2 separate regions of the Homo sapiens genome follow, and region 1 is linked to region 2. The links are chromatin contacts, found by Hi-C in ENCODE. All regions are on one chromosome and are shown on one strand. Each heading gives the region's core, a stretch centred on a gene start or an enhancer-like site at or near the end of the contact. The rest is flanking DNA. Distances are from core to core; before and after follow the strand shown.

Region 1 (6,743 bases), core at 3,107-5,606, 42 kb before region 2:
ACTTAAAAGCGGGTAGTAATTAGGAATTAACAGCATTCTGAGTTTTTAAGAAACATGGATTTTGTGTGGCAAAGTAGATGGTTGAAATGATCACACAGATGTAAAAAAAAAAATCGGGGAGGAATAATGGCACACAGAAAAGAGTAATGTATTATGATCTGTTTAAGACCATAGTATCGGCTGGGTGCGGTGGCTCACGCCTGTAATCCCAGCACTTTGGGAGGCCGAGATGGGCAGATCATGAGGTCAGGAGATCGAGACCATCCTGGCTAACACGGTGAAACCCCATCTCCACTAAAAATACAAAAAATTAGCCGAGCGTGGTGGTGGGCACCTGTAGTCCCAGCTACTTGGGAGGCTGAGGCAGGAGAATGGCATGAACCCGGGAGGCAGAGCTTGCAGTGAGCCGAGATTGCGCCACTGCACTCCAGCCTGGGCAACAGGGTGAGACTCAGTCTCAAAAAAAAGAAAAGAAAAAAAAAGACCATAGTATCATAAAACGTCAACTTATATAACTTATTCAGTTAAAAAAATGAACTTCAGAAAAAATTCATGAATATTGATCAATGATCAATGGCACTCCAAACTTTTTAACTCATACTGTTTGAGTGATAATGTATAAAAACGTTTTAGATCCTAATATACCTTTTTAATATTTAAAGATGGTCATATGACATTTTTAACCAAATGAGTTGGTTTAAATGAAGCATTTGGAAAACAGTAGCGTTACACAAATGCTGAACAGAATTATATTCATAAGATATTTAGAAAACTTAAGAGTAGTGACCATAACTCCTTCCATAGTAACAACTTTTTGAAGAAACCTGGAGTCTATTTATTTAGAGATGTTTTCTACATTTAGGTTTTGAAGCTCAAGTGACATGAAAGCTCAATGTGTTTTCTTTCCTACAGGTTATATGTGCCTCTTGAAATTAAGAAACAGACAAGCCTATTTCCTAGAAAATGTGGCAGGTTTTTTATTGGAAGTTGTCCAGTATAATATGGATGACACATTCTCTAAGATAAGAAAATGAAGGAAGAAGGGGGAAAAAGAGATGGAGAAAGGTGGAGAAAGGAAAGCTCTACTAGGTGTTTACTGTATGTCTAGATGCTGTAAATTTATTATAGAGGAAGACACATGGTGTACCATCTCCTTATAGTTAAATAATATTCAAACTTCCAGTCTTTGAGTAGCACTTGTTTAGTGTATAGTTCTTCCAAACTCAGTGATGAAAAATGTCTGTTGCCCACAATTTCCTCTTCTTTCTCATCTTTTATTCTAAATATACTTGGAGCTATTTCAGAGTAATAGATTCACTGTAGGACAGAATTTAACTATTTCATTATAATCATTTACTTTAAAAATTTTAAAAAGCTTTTTCATTAAGTATGAGTACTTCAAGCTCGACCTATTTCATGGTAACAATTAAAAGTAAATAGAAAAAAATTGAATTATGTCTTATGTAGACTGAAGAGTAAGACATGGGGAATTTTAATAATTTGAACAATTCCGAGTTGCAGGAAATATAAAAGAAAGTTTTAATAGAAAGACAATAACATTTTTAAAGCTCTTTTAATGTATTGGATCACGGAATAAGAAAGGTTTTGAAGTGGAAAACTTGTAAACTTTGATACCTCCAGAAAAAACAGCAACTCTTTTGGGAGATTAAGGCAATGTTTTTGAAGAGTATCAGAGATTCAGGGGCATGTCACTGAGTCTGAGGTGCCTAACAGAGGCCATCTCACCCATCCGGTTATCCTGTCCTGCCTTAGCCTGGGAAGCTGCCAAAGACAGGAAGCAAGAACAAGGACAGCCGTCTGATAGAACAAGGCAATGAAAGTGTTTTGCAACTTATGTTGACTTACAATTAACATTTCTTTTTGTTTGGAACTAATTATGAACGCACAAGAAGCTGCCAAAAGTGTACAGAGAAGTCTTATGTCCCCTGCATCCAACTTTCCTCAATGTTAGCATCTTACATACATAGCACATTATCAGAACGAGGAAACTGACACTGACAGAATACAATGAACTAGACAACAGATCTCACTCAGATTTTACCAGTTTTTATATGCACTCTTTTTTTTTTTGGATTGACATTTACAAGTTGAGAATATTTAACTCAAGTTCCCAAAGTCCTAGTCAGCAATGTCTCTAATACTTTCCCTCGCTCTATTCCTCCTCCTTCCTTGGTTCACTCACCTGCTCACTCTTTTCCTGCCTGGTTTCCATCCATTCCACATTGGTACTCATTTAGTACCGGGTGATGTGCTATGTGCTGGAAATATTAGTGAAGACAGAGAGTGGTCGTGGGGCCCTCACCCACCACCCAGCCATCTCTCCCACCTTCTCTGCCATCCTCATCAGATCCTAAACAAGCCATCTGATGAATCTTCCAGCCTACCATCTCCTCCAACCCACTCCTTCCTATACACAGCTCTAGGGTAATCTTCCTCAGGCACAGTTCTTAGGTCACCGTTTCTCTTGATAAAGAGCTTTTAGAAATCTCTTATTCACGTTGGTGTGCTGCACCCATTAACTCATCATTTACATTAGGTATATCTCCTAATGCTATCCCTCCCCCCTCCCCCCACCCCACGTCAGGCCCCGGTGTGTGATGTTCCCCTTCCTGTGTCCAAGTGTTCTCATTGTTCAATTCCCACCTATGAGTGAGAACATTCGGTGTTTGGTATTTTTGTCCTTGCGATAGTTTGCTGAGAATGATGATTTCCAGCTTCATCCATGTCCCTAACAAACCTGCACGTTGTGCACATGTACCCTAGAACTTAAAGTATAATTAAAAAAAAAAAGAAAGAAAGAAAAAGAAATCTCTTATTTACCAACAGAATTAACTAGCACAACATGTGTTTAGTAACTACTATAAAAAGTCCTATCCTTCCAATGTCCAAAACTCACGTTCTGGCCAAAGTCTACTATTTGTGGTTCAGGAACTCCTCTGCATGTTTTTACCTCTTGTTGCTCTATTCTCTGGAATGTCTCCCATCTCCCCCTGCAACAGATACATTAAGCGCAGTTCACGTACCACCTCCTCCATGAAATCTCTTCTGATGGCTCCAAGTAGATGCAATTTTCCTTTCTTTAATTGCCCCACCCCCAGTATTTCATTGGCAGTGTTTATTTTCTCCATCTCATTTGGCGTCAGACGGGTCTATTTCCGCTGCTAGATAATGCCTGCCTCTGTAGAGGGCGGAACTCTGCATCATTCTCTTGTAGTTTTTCGTTAATGTTTGGAGAACGAACATGGGTTTGGAGTCAAGAGAGAGATTCATAGTCTCCCTACTCCTGCAGGTCTCTTAGGGCTCATGTGCCTAAGTCTTGGACATTCAGTAAAATACTGCATGCGGAGTGCTTCCCATAGGGCCTGGCACAGGAAACATGTATGAAATAAAGTTTTCAAGCATGGGTAGAAAATGGTCTTTCCAAAAAAAGAGAAAACAAGTTTTGTAAATATGGCTATTTTCCAAGGAATTAGAGGTTCTTGGACTAGTGAACACCTCAGAATATCTAAAACAAGTGTTGAGTTCAGAACCCTCTGAAAGCTAGAGTCATTCTGAGAAACGAGCTGCCACTAACTCTTGACAACATGTGCTTGGAATAACACGGTCTGGCTGGGAGCAGAAACTCCCAGCTCCTCTCCCCAAACACACTTTCCAAGGATCTGAAACGGCAGAATCATCCACATCCTTTTTCTCCCCTCCCCCTCCTCCATACGCCTGGATATTTTACCTGCATGTTACCAGATGACAGTTATACTTTCCTCCTAATTCTCTTCAGAAATACTTGGTAGAGACAATTCTTGATTGTTTAATTCACAGAAAGACTTGGCTTATGATTTGCGTATGTGTTACCTAATTTGCATATCATTTATAAGTCTTTCTTTTATTAGCCTGAATGATTGAATTGAATCTGTATACATTTTTATCCCTCTAAGGGTACGCAAGGCCCACATTTTATCAGAATTCAATGGATTCTTAGGGATATAGGCATTTTTTTGTGATTTAAACTGTAAAGATTAAATCACTTTCTTATTTAAAGGGTTAGAAGATTCACTGACTTTGTAACCAGCATGCCTGGTCTCCAATTCAGCTGGCAGGAGCTCTCTGCAAAATGACAATCATTCCAAGACTTAGAAGCCAAATATTATGTGGGCAGCCTCCAGTTATCTGGAAAAAAGAGTTTAGAGGTTACTTTTGAGACTGATAAAGTTGTTCTGCCAGAAGGCCAAGATCATGTAATTTGATCTTTTGCAAACTTATGGGACGTGCACCAAAATAAGTTTGCAAGGAAAGGAACATTCAAGGATCTCCATCTATCCTTTATTGTTAATGAGTAATAATGAAACAATGATATGAATAAGGACTATCACAGAGCAAGGGCTTATCTTCTCCCAGACCTTAGACTAAGCAGTTTATACTCTTTCTCCTAGAAATTCTCAACAGTATTTCTATCTTAGTCACATTTTTAAGATGAGAAGCCCAGGCTTAAAGATTTTAAATCACTTGCCCAAAGCCACAGGGTTACTAAGGGACTGGATCAGGATTTAAAACTGAGTTTCTTTGACTAAAAGCTGTGTCTTAACCACTGTGATCTCATATATTGCATTTTCTGAACTACTTTTAAAAAAAGACTTTAAATTTATTAAATTACTTCATCCCCCTTGCTTTCTTTTCTTTTCTTTCTTTCTGAATTAAATGTTCACACTATCATGGGGAAAATATTGGATTTAGTAACCATCCACTCTCTCTCTTATTTACTTTTTTTGTTGTTGTTTTTGAGACAGAGTCTCGCTCTGTTGCCCAGGCTGGAGTGCAGTGGTGTGATCTTAGCTCACTGCAAGCTCCGCCTCCCGGGTTCAGGCCATTCTCCTGTCTCAGCCTCCCGAGTAGCTGGGACTATAGGCACCCGCCACCATGTCCAGCTAATTTTTTGTATTTTTAGTAGAGACGGGGTTTCACTGTGTTAGCCAGGATGGTCTTGATCGCCTGACCTCGTGATCAACCCGCCTCGGCCTCCCAAAGTGCTGGGATTACAGGTGTGAGCCACCACACCCAGCCATCTTATTTATTCTTAATAACCACACTTGTAGGACATTATCAGCTTCACATTTAAAGATCTGGAAACTGATGTTCAGAGAGGCCATCTCACCTGCCCTAAGTCACACAGCTCATATGAGGCAGAGCGCAGATGTGAGCCTGTTCTGAACATGACGGCACAAAAGTGTCTTCCTGGAGGAACGTTTAAAGGAAGCTTATGATGAAGCTCATTAAAATTCAAACCTTACTCTTCACACTCCAGATTCTTTCCCTTAGCACCTGTTGGCTTGTTGATTTTAGTGTATCATCCCCAATAATTTCTTGGGGTGTGCTTTGGAGTTAGGGAGCAGTAACAAGAGGCATGGTCAAGGATAGATTTTTCTCATTGATGCCTATTTTTTTTAAGTTTCCAAGGTTGTTGTTATTTATAAGAGATCTTATTATACCTTTTGCTTCATGACTGAAATCTCGTAACATTCTTAGAAATATGTGGGTTGGTAACTACAAATTTAAAATCTTTACAGCATGGAATTTTCTTAGGTAAAAAATCTTTTATTCTGAGAAGCGATCAAAAATAGATTTGCGGGATTTTGATGTGCCCTACGGGAAGGCAAGTGGTTATGTAGCTCTAGTTGAAAATTAATGTTTGTCCTTTGAAGAGCCAGGTAGGTGTGAAGAATGTGTATTAATTCCCTGATACCTAATATGATGTCATGTAACACCCAGCACTTGACAAATTATGGATTTTTTTGAGGCTTTTTCCCTCACTCAAGCAAATACTGCTAATCCATGCCTTGTCATAATGAGGCCTCAGCTACGCTGAATCCCCTGAAATGCCGCAATATAGGCCATGTGCTGGGAGGTGGTCTTGTCTTTCAAAACCAGCATCTAAAGTGATTTAACTCCACCAGAATTTCTCAAAGTGTGGATCAAGGACAATTTGCATCAGCAATATGTGGGATGGGCCTGGCACAGTGGCTCACGCCTGTGATCCCGGCACTTTGGGAGGCAGAGGCGGGTGGATCACTTAAGGTCAAGAGTTCGAGACCAGCCTGGCCAACATGACAAAACCCTGTCTCTACTAAAAATACAAAAAAATTTACCTGGGCATGGTGGTGCATGCCTGTAATCCCAGCTACTCAGGAGGCTGAGGCAGGAGAATCATTTGAACCAAGGAGGCGGAGGTTGCAGTGAGCCGAGATTGTGCCACTGTACTCCAGCCTGGGTGACAGAGAGAGACTCAGTCTCAAAAAAAACCCCAAAAACCAAAAAACAAAATTACTTGGGACTTATGTTGAAAATGCAGATTCCTTTTCACCTCAGAATCTCTGATTGGGATCCAGAAATTGGGTTCCCCAGCCAATACTTTTGCAGAGTGGAGTTTAAGACCTTATCTTCTGTATTAACTACTCCTGTCTATCCTTATCTTGTCTTTAATCCCACAATAAGAAAGTCTTACTGGATGTAAGAACACAGACTCATAAAGGATGAATACATTTCCTTTCATAATGTTATGTTTCTCTAGTAACCCTTAACGTATTAGGAGTCAGCTGCAGTTTCTCTCTGCAAAGTTAGCATTAGGGATGCCCAAGTTCACAGATGATTCAACCAGTAGAATTCAAAAAACATAATTTAGCAAATGCATTTGACCTCCATCCACACTAAAACTTTCAAAGATTTTAATAAAG
Region 2 (6,191 bases), core at 2,907-5,406:
GAGGTTGAGGGATAGTGAGGGAGGTTGGAGAAGAGAGTAAAAAGAGGCCGCTTACTGGATTTGAAATTGGTGAGATGTTTCTTGGGCTGGTTGGTCTGAGGACCTGAGGTCGTAGGTGGATCTTTCTCACGGAGCAAAGAACAGGAGGACAGGGGATTGATCTCCCAAGGGAGGTCCCCCGATCTGAGTCACGGCACCAAATTTCATGAGCGTCCGTGTGAAGAGACCACCAAACAGGCTTTGTGTGAGCAATAAAGCTGTTTATTTCACCTGGGTGCAGGTGGGCTGAGTCTGAAAAGAGAGTCAGCGAAGGGAGATGGGGTGGAGCCATTTTATAGGATTTGGGTAGGTAAAGGAAAAGGGGTTGTTCTCTGGCGGGCAGGAGTGGGGGTCACAAGGTACTCAGTGGGGGAGCTTTTGAGCCAGGATGAGCCAGGAAAAGGAATTTCACAAGACAATGTCATCAGTTAAGGCAGGAACAGGCCATTTTCACTTCTTTTGTGGTGGAATGTCATCAGTTAAGGCAGGAACCAGCGACCTGGATGTGTACGTGCAGGTCATAGGGGATATGATGGCTTAGCTTGGGCTCAGAGGCCTGACAGGGATTATCTCTGGATAATATAATTTTGAGTGATTTTATTGACTATGTATTGTGTTATTCATTATTAATAATAAATTTTGAAAATTATCTGCCAGACTGACAATTTGGCTCTGGCTTTCCCCTGACTATACCCCAAGTTATATATTTAGAAGGTGGATTATGCTTTTAGTGGTGCCCTTTGCTCTTTGGAAAACTTTTAGTTTTTTAAAAAATAAACTTTGGGATGATCAAAATATTTCTCTTTTACCCATCTGGCATCTTCCTGTCCCCACACTTGGATGATGATTATATCTCCTAAATCAATGTAGACCAATACTTCTCAATCTATTTGTGGTAAAAGACTTAAAAGAAGTCCCGTCTATCTTCAGCTTATTATTTTGGTCTATTTGTAACTGAATGAAACATTCCTATTTAGAGTGGATGCTTAGATATCATAGCAATATTAAATTGCGATAAAAGTTTCTTGATGCCTAGTCTTAGTTTCTTTACTAAGACTGGTAATAAACGGTTTGCCGACCACAACTTAAGTATGAACAACCATCATGGCACAGTGGATTGTTCCCCTAGTGGTTATAACTGATCTCAAGTAATTTACTGATCAATGACTCCTAAATTCAGTGTAAACTGAATTGATAGAGATTAGTAAGTGACACTAAGCTTAAAAACAAACCATAAAGAAGAAACTTGAAGTGGAATAGACTTGAATCTGTAGGAATTATGAGCATATTGTGAAGACTTAGATACTTGGAAATGCCACATATTAAGGCATTATTCCCTTTCACAATGGCTTGACATTTCTATAATTTTCACTTTTGGCATGTGTATTTTTTGTGTTAATATGAGTAACATAGCCAATTTAATTTACTTTAAATGTACGCTATAGAAAAGATGTTGCATTCTTGGGTTCAATTTTTATTTCCATCTGGAAGTCATTTTTGTTTTGAAGCAGTAGAATATATTCCATTTTAAGAAGAAAGTCAGTGGGAAAAAGTTTGCTATATAAAACCTTGCTTCACAGTTAACTTCCATATCTGTTCCACATATTGAGGTGCTTTTTTTTTTTTTGTATTCTTCTTCCAAGCTCTTACTATAGATTTGCAAAATGTTGAGGGTAGAAGAAAAGAAATACACACTCTCTCTGCTGAAGCAATTCAATGTTTTTATTTTTAATTACTTTCATAGGATTTCCTTAAAATAGTTCAATAAGAAATATTGTTGCCAATTCTGTTGTCCAATCTTACTAAGTAATATCAACATAGTTGGGCTAAATCTTATTTTTTTCCACGACACATAACTAATTCTCATTGCTGTTTCTATTGGCAGATGTTTCCCTTCTTAATCTGACTCTACATTTTATCTTCAAAGAATAAACATTCTTCTCTCTACTAAGAACATCAAGAGACAGAAAAGCATTTTTTAAAAAATTTCCTTTCCTTATAGTCAAAGCTAGAACCTCTCAGACTGCCAAAATGGTTTCCTCTTTCCCAAGTCAAATTTGTCAAAAAGTAAGACTTGTAGTTTTTCCTAAAAGTTTAGATAGTTAATTTAGGATTTACAAATCAATCAAATATTAAGTGCCAGGAATATTCATATGTAGCTAAAGGTGTACCGTAATCTTACAGCTGAAAGTGAGGTCAAAGGAAAGACATTGAAGCTAAATAATGGGAAACAAGATATTTCTGAACTTTTGCAAAGCTTCTCCCTCCCCAGTTTCATTAAGGAAAAATATATCTATAAAATCAAAGTCAAAAGATATTTCAAATTCTGAGGTTCAGACTGACAATGTTAGCATGCTTTGCTATGGTGGACTATTGAGAAGATATAAGTTACCTAATTAAGATCAAGTATGTAAATGCATCTCTACGGTATCCTGGCAATGGTTTAGACCATCAAGACTTTTGCAGTTTTCTGGTGCCTGATTAATCTGATGCGTAAGCTTTTTGCAATTTGTTCTTTATTGAAAATTGCACATCTTCCTCTTATTACAAAAATTGTTATAAATTCTATGTTAAAATACTTTTCTCATCTTTTTTCCTGCCTTCTAGTCTAACCAATCTAGTGTAAAGCATTCTGCTAAGTATTCCTTTTGCAAGCTTTCTGTTGATAAGTATTTTTCTCCAGCAAGATTCCTTCCAAAGGCTAATCATAGAATTGCTGACTAAAGGCATTTTTATAAATAATTTGCAGTGGTATTGGACTATGGTTTAGCTGTGGAGGGCGATCATATAATTTGGAGTTTCCACTAACATTGTCTTCCTTGTATGTGCACTCAAGGGTGTATCCTGATGTTTGAAAAATAGAAAATTAACAGAGCTGGGGAGGAGGAAGAAGCTGGAGAAAGAGGAGGAAGTGGAAAAAGTGGTGGGAGTCTTTCTCCCTGGCTGTGTCCAGTGAGTTATGGGATCGAGACAAAGCTACTACATTTCCCATCCCCATCTGCCTTCAAATAACTTTTAGCAACTGAGGACTGACAATAATATATTTAATTAGCTTTCTCTTCTTCATACCCAGAGGCAGTTTACTTCAGGCCCCCGTTATTTTCCCCCTGAATTCCTGCAATAGCCAGCAAACTGCTCTGCTTGCCCTGTGGCTTTGCCAGTCCTGCAACTCATCTCCTACCAGCTACCAGAAGGATTTTACTCATAGTGAATTTGATCATGCCTATCTCCCTGTTTAAGAATTCTTCAGAGAAGGGCCTCAGGATAAAGAACAATCTATTTTTATGCCATGGTAGCCCAAAGTGTGAACATGGTGAAGCTATGACCATATATTACAAATCCTAAGCACAGAAGCAACTCATTACTTCTGATCACACGGCAGTGGCTAGAATTTAATCACACGGTCACATTTATTTGCAAAGGAGGCTGGGAAATGTAGTCTATTACTGTGCCCAAATAAGATGAGAATGTATTTAGGAGGATAGTTAGCCTTCTCTGCCACAGCAGATTGTTTTAAAAAATCGCTAAGCAATCACAATAAATATTCATGAATACGGAATTTTTCTCACTAGCAGAAAAAAGAGAATTGACATTTATTGAATGTCTACCATGTGCTTAGCACAGTTTTTCTAGGAGAAATACTTGGTCTTATTCATCTTTCTACCTCCTGAACTTAGCAGATTGTCTAGCACACAGTAAACACTCCAAAAAAAAAAAAAAAAAAAACTACTAAACTGAACTTTATAAAAATGTGGAATTTTTTAAATATATGAATAACAGCAGGCTTTCATAATCTTGTTCATTTTTCCTTTTTTTCTGCATCTCCCCCTGATACTGCATTATTATTTTTTCTTTTGTTTTTCTTAGTTAAGCCTTAATTGTTAATGCTTTTCTACTGTCACTAATTAAAAGAAGCAGCTGACTTGAAGGTGAGGGTTGCTTACTATTCTTCAACAACTGTCTCAAACTGACTTCTAGTTGATTATTTCCTTACCAGAAAGGTGATTCAGACAAGTTCATGATTTTTATACATGTGATTGCTGATGACTAAGCATGGTTTTTCTGGGTTACTTCCTAAGGAGAGCATTTACCAGGAAAGTGCGAATTGATGCCCAAGTCATCACCCCTCTGGGCAAAGGAATTCCTTTCAAATTCCAAAGGAGCGTGTGCTGGCTCACTCCTTATTGTAAAAACAAATCACTGTTTAGAGTTGAAATGTGGCTCAAAGGCCTGGTTGATCCTGATCCGTTTTCTGTAGGAAGTGGGTGCGGGGAGGTGGGAGGAACGGCCTCATATCCCAGGAGGTTTAGTAACAGAAGTTGTATCTGTTGGGAACAAAGTGTCAAAGAAGAGAGGCTGCTGGTCTAGGAGGGAAAGGGCCTCCTCTGAGCCAGCCATGTGGGTCAGGTCAGTCCTGATGATCAATGAAGAGACTGCTGCCAAAGCCAGATCAACTTCTCATCCACAGTGGGGTGGGATTCTTCTGATGCACACAATCACGGTCACTTGGCAGCTGTAGAGCTAGCCCCAGTTTTACCCAAAATATTGCCAAGATCTCACTCATTGTTCCCCTCCCCAGCTTTTCTTGGGTCTGTGAAATGCTTATGCCATTTATAATCTTGCCCACGTTGTCTAGGTCTGGTCAGGAGAGGGCAGATTCCCAGGTTTCCCAGGCTGGGTGGTCCCAAAGTCTCCAGCAGCCACTCCCTCACTATCCGTGGATAGTGGGGTTTTTCTCTTCCTCCTCATGCTGTTAAGGTTGTAACTGGCATCTCCATGGACTGCTGAGGGCTCTTGAGTCCAGTGAGTGGGCAGAGCCAGCCAGGGTTTCCTTTGAACAAAGCTGGGATTCTCAAACCAGGGACACAGACATCAATTACCAGCCACTCTGGCCAAAGGTGCTAGTCTCTACCTCCTGCTCTTTTGATAGAAGCTCCCAAATTTCTCAGGACCAAAAAGATTCTCTAGAGACTTGTCTTTCTCAATTAGATTTTATCTACGGCAAATGCCATTTCCATAATAAGTTCTGGAACTGTCTCCAACTCCAAACTTCAATATTGAATGTCTATTTCCTTATGCTTTTCTAAGAATGACTTAGCATTGTCTCAAATGACTCATCAACAAGATGCCAACATTCTCTCTCATTTTCTCTCATCTTTGAGGCAAGAATCTCATAGAAGAGCAAATCTGTGTAAAGCTGGATTTAACTTTTTTCTGCACCTACACCCCGCCTTGGGGAACCCGGGAGCAGGGATTGAGGAGGTATTGCTTCCTCTGGTTGAGAATCATTGAGGAAAAACTGAGACAGGGAAGTAGGAAGTACTGAACTCTGAACTGTGTTCAGGAAACCAAATGACAATTTTGGAGGTGTCAACTCTGCAACAATTCTGGGCAGTTTACTGTTAAGAACTCAGGAAGAACTAGTGAGTCAAGTCATTATTTCAAGTTTCCAGTTGTAATTTTCTTAACTGCTTTATTTATACATGTTCCTCATGACTCCGGAGCCAGTTAATTCTATCTCTGAGTTATGTAGTAAATGTTCATCCAGCAGACAGGTTGCACATGACTCCCACTGGCCATGGAATCGAAGTGTTCCTGTCATCACTATTTTGGTTCCTGGGGTGACCTTAACTACCTTGTAAAAGCTGGACAAACTGTCTAGATTTGAAGTAATTGGTGATGAAATTGGTCAAACAATATTTAGGATGATATCATATCCGGAAAATCTCTTGCAAAAGAAAGTACTTTTAGAGGAAACACAAAAAGGAATTTTAAAAATACTATTTGGGTAATGCCCCTACGGGATTTTTTTTTGGCTAACAGGAAATGCATCTGAAAGTCGTTTCCCCTGACTGGGAAGGCCTGTGGGATGAATGAATGAGTCCTGCTGTTCTTCGGAATTACCTTACCATGGATGCTGGCATGCCACCCCAGCGGCACCCCAGGGCATCTGCCTAGATGAGTGGTTGTCACTTTTCTTCCCCAAGCCTGCCCTGGACCAAAGCTCTTCCTCAAATTTGTAAACTATGGAGTCACAGCATCATTGGTATTCATCATTCCTGCTGGCTTTTGCCCATGAGGGAAGGTCTCTGTCTTTAGTTTAACAAAGATCATTCCAGAGCAAGACTAGGAAGAAAGAGTGAGGCCTTCAC

The links. A loop is a pair of places that touch in the nucleus more often than their neighbours do. Pooled maps may share reads with other maps.
Region 1: a loop to region 2 is called in a map of PC-9, with 2.8 times the contacts of the local background. The contact joins two enhancer-like sites. A Hi-C loop is called at or near these places in 6 of 168 maps with a recorded cell type or tissue (Caco-2, PC-3, PC-9 and 3 more) and 3 of 50 pooled maps.

What each region holds. Positions count from the first base shown.
Region 1 is chr2:224,261,369-224,268,111 of GRCh38, reverse strand. No RefSeq gene overlaps it. Among named protein-coding and RNA genes, the nearest start is that of FAM124B, 140 kb to the left of the region's middle. Within about 2 kb of position 4,356, at least 3 of the 41 ENCODE cell types and tissues checked have a DNase peak (open chromatin) inside an H3K27ac peak, as active enhancers do; they include PC-3 and PC-9, where a contact is called at or near this core.
Region 2 is chr2:224,219,741-224,225,931 of GRCh38, reverse strand. No RefSeq gene overlaps it. Among named protein-coding and RNA genes, the nearest start is that of FAM124B, 180 kb to the left of the region's middle. RefSeq lists enhancers at 118-740, 4,926-6,125 and a silencer at 5,053-5,253. Within about 2 kb of position 4,156, at least 6 of the 41 ENCODE cell types and tissues checked have a DNase peak (open chromatin) inside an H3K27ac peak, as active enhancers do; they include PC-3 and PC-9, where a contact is called at or near this core.